4 separate regions of the Homo sapiens genome follow, and all the other regions are linked to region 4. Evidence: chromatin loops called from intact Hi-C (ENCODE). Cell type or tissue: HepG2. All regions are shown on one strand.

Region 1 (2,500 bases), 560 kb before region 4:
CCTTTTTCCTGAATTCCCGGGGGCTGAGTGGGCCCTTTTCAGGGGTTGTTTTGGGCACAAGTTAAACGCTGTTTACAAATGGCTCAAGTAATAGCGGTGAGCCATTGCACATAGAAATGACACCCTAATCATGTCTCTAGCACCGTTTTTCTCATGTGAGTTCCTTGGAACTGTTTTGCAAATCTGGGGGCCAAGATTTCAGGTATGGCTAGCCTCCCATTGGAGAATTTCCACCATCTTCCTTCAACGTAATTCCCATTTTCCTGGGCAAATCAAGCCCTTTTATTTGGAGTGTAGCTTGGGGTCCCTGGAAGGGGAATCTCCAGGAGGAGAGGCATAGCTAAGGCTTCTTCTTTAGAATAGAAGGTGGAGTTGCCATTGCAGCTTGCTTTGCCTCTTTGTCTGCCTTTCTGTTTCCTTTAGCCTCTAATGTTCCTGCCTTTTGCCTACAGTGCATTACTGCTACCTGTTTGGGGGCCCATACCACATCCAGGAGCCGTAGAATTTCTTCATTACACTTTATTTCTTTACCTCCAGGAGTTAAGAGTCTTTTTTCTTTGTAAATAGCCCCATGAACATGCAAAGTGGCAAAAGCATATTTAGAGTCTGTGTAAATATTTGCCTTCTGGTCTTTTGCTAGCCAGAGAGCTCTTATAAGACCTATCAGCTTTGCTTTCTGAGAGGCAGTTCCTGTAGACAAAGACTGTGCCTCTACTGCTGAGTCCAAAGTCACCACTGCATACCCAGTTTGGTGGACTCCCTCTAGTATGAAGCTGCTCCCATCAGTAAAATATTCAATGTCCAGGTCTCCGAGGGGCCGATCTGTCAGATCTCTCTGGCTTGAGAACACTTCATCTACCACATCCACTCAGCAATGAAGGGGGCTTCCTGGCACTGATTCAATGGGGAGCAAGGTAGCTGGGTTTAGGGTACTCACAGTCTCTAAAGTTACACAGGGATTATCACATAGGAGCCCTTGGTATTGAGTTATTCTCGGATTCGAAAACCAATGGTGCCCCCTTTGGTCCATCAAAGTTATAACTGAGTGCAGTAGCTGGATTGTCACTTGCTGTCCTAAAGTCAGCTTATTAGCTTCCTGTGCCAGCCGAGCAGTGATAGCTAGTGTCTTAAAACAAAGACTCCATCCAGGTGCCACAGAATTCAATTGCCTGGATAGGTATGCCACCGGGTGATGCCACAATCCTATGGCTTGAGTTAGAACTCTTACGGCCATTCCCTTTTGCTCATGGACATATAAAAAGAAAGGCTTAGTTAGATCTGGCAGTCCTAAAGTTGGGGCCTGAGTCAAGGCTTCTTTGATTTCCTTAAAGGCCTTCTCCTGGTCAGCCTCCCAGAGGAGGAGCTCCTTTTTCCCCTCTTTGTGGCTTCATATAATGGCTTAGCCATGAGCGAGAAATTTGGGATCCAGATGCAGCAGGACCCTGCTGGCCCTAGGAACTCTCTTGTCACCGGGTGGTTGGAGTAGGAAGTGTACAAATGGTCTGCTTCTGTTCACTACCAAGCCATCTTTTCCTTTGGCTTATATAGAAGCCTAAATACTGGTCACTTTCAGAGCAGATTTGAGACTTGTTCCCTGACACTTTATATCCTGCCTTCCATAGCAAGTGCAGGAGGTCTTGGGTCCCCTCGAAGCAGTCCTCTCAGGTCGGGGCTGCTAGAAGAAGATCATCAATGTACTGGAGCAAGACACAGTCACTGTTTGGTGGGGTGTATGCTTTAAGGTCTGAGGCCTGTGCCTCTTCAAAGATTGTAGGAGAGTTTTTAAATCCTTGTGGGAGTCTTGTCCAAGTGTACTGTGATTTACCCCATTGAAAAGCAAAAATAGGCTCATTAATTGGTGCAAGCCAGAGACGGAAAAATGTATCCTTTAAATCTAGGACTGTAAATCAAGTGGCACTTGCTGGAATATGTCCCATTAAAGTATATGGGTTTGGCACCACTGGGTGGATGGTCACCGTGGCCTAGTTTTCCACACACAAATTCTGTACTGGTCTATATTCACCAGACGGCTTCCGCACTGGCAAGAGAGGGGTGTTCCATGGTGACTGGCATTTGACTATGATTCCATGTTTATGAAGACTCTAAATATTTGCGGACACCCAGTATGGCCTCAGGGAGTAGCAGGTACTGTTGGACCTGAACTGGATTTTAACTCTACCACCACTGGTGCCTGACTTACAGCCAGTCCAGGTGGGTTACTATCAGCCCAAACTCTGGGAATTTTAGTAAGCAACCCAGGCATTTCATTTACTCTTGGTTCCAGAGTCTTTTTTGCATATAGCCTCTATTCTTCAGCCTATGGTACAGTACGGGTTAACATCATAGCCTCCGGGTGAGGTAGATTTAAAGTTACATTCCCTTGTGGCCCAAATGTAATCTGTACCTGCAGTTTTTGAAGTAGGTCTCTTCCCAGCAAAGGAACAGAACCATTTGGGATGAGAATTCAGGTTGGACTTCTCATCCTCCTATAACACACCTC
Region 2 (2,500 bases), 160 kb before region 4:
CAATAGAAGTACATCTTATAGATTTATGAAAACTACATTTTGCCATATTAGACTTCCAAATTCTTGATAACCTGTTTCAATAGGTAATCTGTATGAATACTTGATCACCATAGGCAGTTGTAAGCTAAATAGTCTTACATTTGCATATTAAAAGAAACCAAGTGAAAATTAAATAGCAAAATTTACATCATAAGGTACAGAGACAAAAAATTTGGTGTGCTGGAAGGAAAATAAAATGGATTCAATTGCCTATTAAACATAAAATTATAGAAATTATAATGGCCTTTTAAATATATGCAAACACATGTACACACACACAAAAGATTCTATGGCTTTTACTTCAGAACTTTAGCCATGAGATAAAAAAAATTGACCAGCTTGCAGACAAAAACCTGTTGAATCCATAGTGTGGTTTTTATCTTAATAGAAAAATAAAAGCAAATTTAAAGCAAGAAGAAAAGAATTTTTTTTAAAAAGAGAGAACTTAGGAACTCTATAGCTTGCAGGACAACCTAGGGTTCTTAATGTATATGTGCACAAAGACCGTATTACCTTCATTTTACATAAACTCTGCCAAGTAGAGGTGTCATAAAACCTACCAAGTGATATCAGGGGGTCATTCTTCTTGTTTTCTCATCATTCTTAGATTATTTGTTTCCCACTTTTTTTCCTAAAAGGAGGAACTGAGCTGTGGCCTAGGGTTTATGTGTGGTGAATCAATGTGTGCTGCTTGTGGGCAGTACTCCACAGTGTGTCACCACTGAGTTGTTTCCACCCTCTTACATGTCTCAGTTTCTCTCTCCAGAGGTGTATGACCTCTGAGAGGGCTCAAAATGCTGGGTGATCTGCCCTCATATGTGTTTCCTGGACTAGCCTTTTTTTAAAAGTTAATTTTTATTGGGGATTTCCCTGCAGGGCCACTCCATGTCACAGGGGGTCAACCCCAAGACACTCCCACAAGGCCCCCAGTTGCTTAGGGGTGCCTTTTGCCTGGGAGGAGCAGATGCCCTTTCACTTTGGAGCTGAGAAAACTCAGTCTCTCATTTTCCTATGTAAACCACAGTTCAGTTTCTCACACAAATCCACACAGACAAGCCAAATGAGATTAATTTGGGGAATAAAAACAATAGAGGAGACCCTTTACAACACATCTCCAAACTAGAATTAGGATTCTTAAACAACAACTTCCTAGGAGGAAAAAAATAGCAACAGTCAATACTACTTCCAGTAAACTGTACTCAGCCACCCCCTACTTTGTAACTCGTCTGCCATTACACATGCCAAGGTAAAATCCTCTCACAGTACAAGGTAATCTGTGGTAATCTCAAAGCCAAAGAGATCAGGTCATTCAACATAGGAAAACAGAGCTTTGGACTGAGAAAAAAATCTGCCCACAACTCTTGGAACTCCACAAAGAAAACAGACACCCCTAAAGGGGTGAGTGGTGCCTTTGTTCTGAATTCTTTAAAAGAGTTCAAGTCATTAGAAGCCTTCTCTAGATTTTTCATACTGCAAATGGCAAAAGGCAAAAGGAGGTATAGGGTGGAGGAAAAGTAAACAAAAGAACATTTGTTTTTTTAAAGACAGGAAGCAAACACAGAAACCAAGAGCATGGTTTTTAGGTTTTGTTTTGTTTTGTTTTGTTTTCTCTTTTGCGTCTGCAAAGAATTTTAGCCAAATTAGACAGGCTTTGTTACCCACAATTTGGAATTCTCACTCAGATTTGATCAAGTCAGGTAAAGTTCATCAAATCTGATGGGAGAAATACTGGAATGTACAAAAAAAAAAAAAAATCCCAGAAATGTGATCACTAAGCACTGTAATGGTAAGGAGAAATTAAGTCCAGCTAGTTGTTAAACATTAACCAAGACAAAACCGCAATTCAGCTGTTTACCTACGGATGGGTTTCAGGCCAAAACTGCCCTCTGCCATCCTAGAATCAGGAAAGAAACCTCAAATTCATCCTCCCTCCTGGGAGCGAGCTCAAACTCCATAGAGTTACCTGCCTTCCATTGTCATGGAAACAGGAAATCTTGCCTTTCTTGTAGGAAGCAAGTAAAACTCCAAAAAAAACAAAAAGGAGTTGTACAGCAAAATAAACTTCAGATCTTGTCTGAATTTTGGGGTATCAGAGATTCTCTGGAGGGGTTGCTCCCAGACCTCAGCCAATTGTCTTCTTTGTTTGAGCCATAAATTTAGCTCATGCTGGTACCAAGCACTGATAGGACATTTATCAAAGGTCAGGGAACCTCCACTCAGAATCTCTTCATGGTTACCAAAATATGAACCCTGAATATATGAGACAGTTCTCAGATAATTTAGAAAGTTTATTTTGCCAAGGTTGAAAATGTGCACCCATGACACAGCCTCAGGAGGTCCTGATGACATGTGTCCAAGGTGGTGGGGGGACAGTTTGGTTTTATACATTTTAGGGATACATGAGACATCAATCAACATATATAAGATGAACATTTGTTCGGTCCAGAAATGGGAGACAGCT
Region 3 (2,500 bases), 320 kb before region 4:
AGTTGTGCTTCAAAGACACAAATAAGTTAGAGCTTCATGTTACTAATTGAAAAAAATCTTACCTAAAACTTCACTGTAAAACTGATCCCACTTCTTCATATTAAATATTTGGAACCAAAAGTCAAAATAAAGCACATAGAGCATATTTTTTACCCTCTCCATGAAAGTCATTTGATCACTTAATTTTGACATAACAACAGGTACGTAGGAAGGAGGGAAAATAAATCCTCCACTGTGCCTTTCAAATGAGTAGCCAGGACTGAAGCTGTGACTGTACACAAAGGGTATGTTAAATAGCTCAGCCAGCAGCTCACCACAGGGTAAATAAGCATCTGCAAAAACGATGTCAAATCTTGACTCTTGTAGTTTTTTCATAAGTTTCTTATTTGAAACTACATCTTTACAGAAGTTTCTAATTATGTCATTAATTGCCCACAGGATTTCTTGTTCTTGTGAAAAAGGTAACCAAAATGTATCTTTTTGAATTTCTGACAATCTCTTAACCAATTGCATGATGATATTCTCAAATTCAGTTTTAGTTAAAGATGTAGGATAAACTTCAAGTTTAAGAGTGGATGAGTCGTTGGGATCAAAAAGAATGGAAGCTGAAGATGCCAGTACAGTCACCTCATGACCTCTCTGAACAAGTTCTTTCAGGATTGTCTTCATATTCATCCAAAGGCTGTATTCTGCGGCCCATACCAGCACCTTTCCACAACTCCCAGAGCTAAAGTAAAAACTGAGTTGTATCAGCAGAACTGTAGTCCATTTCAGAGCCATCCTTGTGCAATGTGATAATTCTTTTCCAGTCACTGTTTCTTTCTCATACTTATATACAGAGATAAATCAATCAAGTTAAAACATAACTCCTTCAATTCAAAGTAAATACATTATATGAGCATCCTGAGTACATGGATGGCAAGGAGACAAAGTTCGATTACTTCATATTTACTCAAGGATGTTTGATGTTTCTTTTATGTTTATATTTGGTGTCATCCACCTAAGTTTAATGACCTTGCAAATATCGTGTTTTATATAATGTATTTTATAATAGTGTCAAGAACAGTGGCAAGTGAGAGAGTCCTGCAGGCCCCTTGACACAGAATGAGAGATGAAGTAATTATACAATGCAAATAGAATTTTTGAATATCTTGGTTCAAGGAATATTTTGTAAAACTTTGTTGAAGTATAATTCACATACCATATGATTCATGAATGATTATTTAAAATTAAATATTTCCTAGTAAATTCACAGACTTGTGCATCCAACATAGCAATCAGTTTTATCTAAAAAAAAAAAAAATCCTGTATATTAACTGTCATCTCCCCACCTGAATTTCTGCACCCACACTGTACTGGGCAACCAGTAATCTAATTTCTGCCTCTACAAATATGCCTATTCAGGATCTTTTTAAAAATAAATGAAACTATATAATATGTGGTCTTTTGTGGCTGGCTACTTTTATTTAGTTTAATGTTTTTAAAGGACCATCCATAGAATAGTGTATATAAGGATTTCATTTTTATTGCTTTTTATCAGATGCTACTTATAAGCAGAAATTATTTATTCATTTTTCAGTGGATGGACATTGATTTTCTTCCACTTTTGGCCATTATAAATAGCGTTCACATTTTTATTGCCAAATAGTATCAGATGCTACTTATAAACACAATTTATTTATTCATTCATTTATCAGTGTACGGACATTGTTTTTCTTCCACTTTTGGCCATTATGAATAGCGTTGATTAACATTGATGTACATGCTTTCTGTAGACATGTTTTTATTTTTCTTGGGTATATGCCTAGAAAGGCAATTATTGAATTATGTGGTAAATATATGTGTAAACTTTTGAGGAATTGCTAGACTTTTTCACAGTGGGTGAATAATTTTCTATTCTCACCAACAATGTATGAGAGTTTCAGTGTCTCCACCAACTTGCCAAACCTCATCTTTCAAATAACAAAAAAGGTTATTTTCTATTTTAATTCATTAACACACTCTAACAGACACAAAGAAAGGAAAGTTTCCTTCCACATATTGGAGGGAAAAGGGAATAAATTAACCACTAACTTACCTAATACTTCACTGTAAAACTGATCACACTTCTTTTTGTTAAAATTATCAAATGCAAAGTTAAAATGAAGAAAATGCAAAAGATTTTTCATCTTTCTGTAAATGTATTTTGGTACTAAGTTCTGACATGACAACAGCTACATCAGAAGGAGGTAATGAAAGTCCTCCACAGAGTTCTTGGTACATACTGCCAGTTGTAAATGGATGATAGTAGACCAAATGTATAACAAATGTTTAACAGATTAAGCTGTTCAGATAGCAGCTCACTAATGAGAAATGACATCTGCAAGAATGACATAAATTCTGGAATCTTGTTGTTCCTTATAAGTTTCTTGTTCAAAACAGCATACTCACAGAGCTTTTGAACAGTATCAGAACATTCATAATATGTGTTTTTTGTATCTTTGAATCATATGCCAAAATG
Region 4 (2,500 bases):
GTCATTTCAAAAAAAAAAGGTATTCAGCCTGTTATAATCAAATACCATATTTTTTAAAACAAGAGTGTAGTTTCATTATAGCAACAGTTATTATTACTATGGTCTCTTGAACACCTACTAATGTTCCAAGAACTGTGCTAAGCACTTTTTAAACATTCACAGTTTTATTTCCACAACAATCATTTGAGCAAATATCATCTCTATCTTACGGGTGAGATTATAGGCTTAGATAAATAGTAACCGGCTTAATTCACTCAGTGTAAAATCTGGGATTACTTTTAAAAATCAATGTGTAAATAATAATAAAGCTATGTTTTCTGCATAATGTAAAAATAAAAGAGTCATTCAACAACATTTATTGAAGGACTGTTATATACAGAGTACTTTACTAGTGCTGTAGGAAGAGAGATCGAAGATATAGAAGAGGAACTGCCTGCCCTCTTGAAAAAAGTAATAAATATTATCGTCACATCTTCTTAACTATCTCCAATGAAACAGTTAACACAGACATGCAGATAAAACCCTTTGGTAATTACTTTTCAAAAGAAGTTACCATTTTAGAAATGTATTACCTATTTCTCTATGTACATAAAGTTTGAACTATCGCTCATATTTTCACTTTGACCCAAACTTCTATTTCTCAAATCCTTTGTAGAAGGAAATATCAAAAGTATTTCTCTTAGGAATAAGATGTCATTGCAAAATTAAGCTTTTAAAATTTCTTCTTAATTTAAATTGCTCCAGGTGCTTTTGCAGAGGGAGTTCCTCAAATCATGCAACATAAATTTTATTTTAGTTTGGAATCAAATGTCCAGAAATTTGAAAAATACGAATAATGATGTAAATCAACACGAATTAATTTTTAAACGCCATTTGCAAAGAAAAACTGTATTCTTTTGGTTTCACGAGACTCTAATTTCAGGTACAGTTCTCATTATTACTTACAGATCTAGACATCCTTCTTGATGTCAGGCTTCCCCATAGCTTCCTACAGCTTGTGGGTGCCACCTAGAGGCCCAACTACAGAATACACTGAAACAAGAGGAATCCATTTTTAACAGAACACTGAGAGTAGTTTTAAAGGTACTTATATCCTTGCTTAAAATTCAAGGTTTTCCTCAATTTTGTTTTTTCCCAGAGCATTTTGCTAAATGAAACAAAAATAGCTTATGCAAAATATTTAGCACTATCAATTCATGTCAGTTTTCATATTTTTGCCAAGTGCCTAAATGTTATCAGTTCATACTCCAGTGTTATTCAGATCAATAAACTTAAATTTTTCGTGGCAATACTGGTTTTCAGGGTAATTATTGTACAATATAGAACTTATATGAGTAGCTATATGCAATGAGGACAGACTTGGTGAAATCTCACCATTAACATGCCGTACATCATGGTACCAGTCCTAACTTCATTACGGTCTGGATTACTTGAAAGCTGTGTCTCTAACAGCTCAGTAATAATTTACCAAAACTAAAAATCATGAAGGTGGCCAATATCATGCTTTTACTCTTCAGTTTTGTTATCCAGGCAGTTAGCCATTCAGTGTCACACTAGATGCAGCAGTGAGGCAGCTTCCAGGATATTTTCTCTATGGTATCTTTCCATCTCAGCGAAGAGGAGTCTAACAGGACCATTAACCATGTATGAACTGTAAACACAGCAGCAGGGGAAGAAAAATATCTACAATCATCTCAAAATAGAGGTCTGAGCCCCAGTTCAGTTGCATGACTAGACTGTACACTAACACCTGGATCTCATTCCCTTCAAGGATTTGCTGTTTGGGAAAGTCTTAGATGAATAAAACCTTTCCAGTCAATTGTTTGAACTCTTCGTTCCCTCCCATTCCACAACACAATTATTTTAGTACATAAGCATGCTGATTGTTATTAAATTAATTTTCATCCTAGCCTCAAATTTTAAAAAAATTTACAATAAATTGACTAGTAACATTTTTCCCATCTTCCCCTTCTTTGTGGATTATCATATCATAATGTCAAGCAAATGGGTGATTTATATTTTATTGTTATATGTTGACATCCTCAGTAACAATGTTAAATAAATATTTGCTTTAATTTGCTTAGAACAAGTACATTGCATGAAGTTTGTATAATTATTATAGGTCACAAAAAAACAGAATCTTCTTCACATTTATCATAGTAGTTGTTTGGAAATGAAAATAAGGATATATCTTGGCTTCTTTCTGGATTTCCTTAACTTAGTTCCCATACTTCCTAAATGATGAAGTGATTGGTATTCTGCTGTCTTTGCTTGACCTTTCATAATGAATATGATCATTTCTAATATTCCACTAAGAAAAACACCTAATACTTTTCTGTGCCAATAAAATGTAGGGGATTTTTTTCTTCTTATATTTTCTTTCACTCCTTGTTCTGCACCTTGAAAATGGATATTTGCTGAAATGAGAGGAGCTGAGGAACTGAAGAAAAGGAGTGCTTCAAATTGTATATATGCATTACAAATTTATGTCAACAAGTCA

Evidence for each region. Peaks named below come from ENCODE experiments on the same cell type or tissue, not always from the same donor. Only the 100,000 strongest peaks of a DNase experiment are listed, where the experiment ranks them.
Region 1: it touches region 4 in a loop (5-fold over the local background); 2 of 110 quality-filtered maps call a loop at or near these places.
Region 2: a loop joins it to region 4, with 7 times the contacts of the local background. A loop is called at or near these places in 5 of 110 quality-filtered maps.
Region 3: it touches region 4 in a loop (8-fold over the local background); 2 of 110 quality-filtered maps call a loop at or near these places.

What each region holds. Positions count from the first base shown.
Region 1 is chr4:69,059,311-69,061,810 of GRCh38, reverse strand. LOC105377265 (a long non-coding RNA gene) reads left to right here and starts at 556. Exons shown (of 5, transcript XR_001741714.2): 1 at 556-2,500. It also overlaps a transcript of UGT2B7 not described here. In HepG2, a CTCF peak has its summit at 1,021; no DNase peak of the experiment used is centred here.
Region 2 is chr4:68,655,685-68,658,184 of GRCh38, reverse strand. The region is part of intron 3 of UGT2B15 (UDP glucuronosyltransferase family 2 member B15); the gene reads left to right. Among named protein-coding and RNA genes, the nearest start is that of UGT2B15, 14 kb to the left of the region's middle. In HepG2, no CTCF peak of the experiment used is centred here; DNase peaks (open chromatin) are centred at 1,384 and 1,874; H3K4me3 peaks cover 754 bases.
Region 3 is chr4:68,814,300-68,816,799 of GRCh38, reverse strand. UGT2B10 (UDP glucuronosyltransferase family 2 member B10) reads right to left here and starts at 806. Exons shown (of 6, transcript NM_001075.6): 1 at 63-806. The coding sequence starts at 780. It also overlaps the pseudogene LOC100422189. In HepG2, no CTCF peak of the experiment used is centred here; DNase peaks (open chromatin) are centred at 326, 739 and 1,020; H3K4me3 peaks cover 739 bases.
Region 4 is chr4:68,497,110-68,499,609 of GRCh38, reverse strand. TMPRSS11E (transmembrane serine protease 11E) reads right to left here. Exons shown (of 10, transcript NM_014058.4): 10 at 2,006-2,500. Among named protein-coding and RNA genes, the nearest start is that of TMPRSS11E, 51 kb to the right of the region's middle. In HepG2, a CTCF peak has its summit at 1,006 (motif pointing left); a DNase peak (open chromatin) is centred at 999.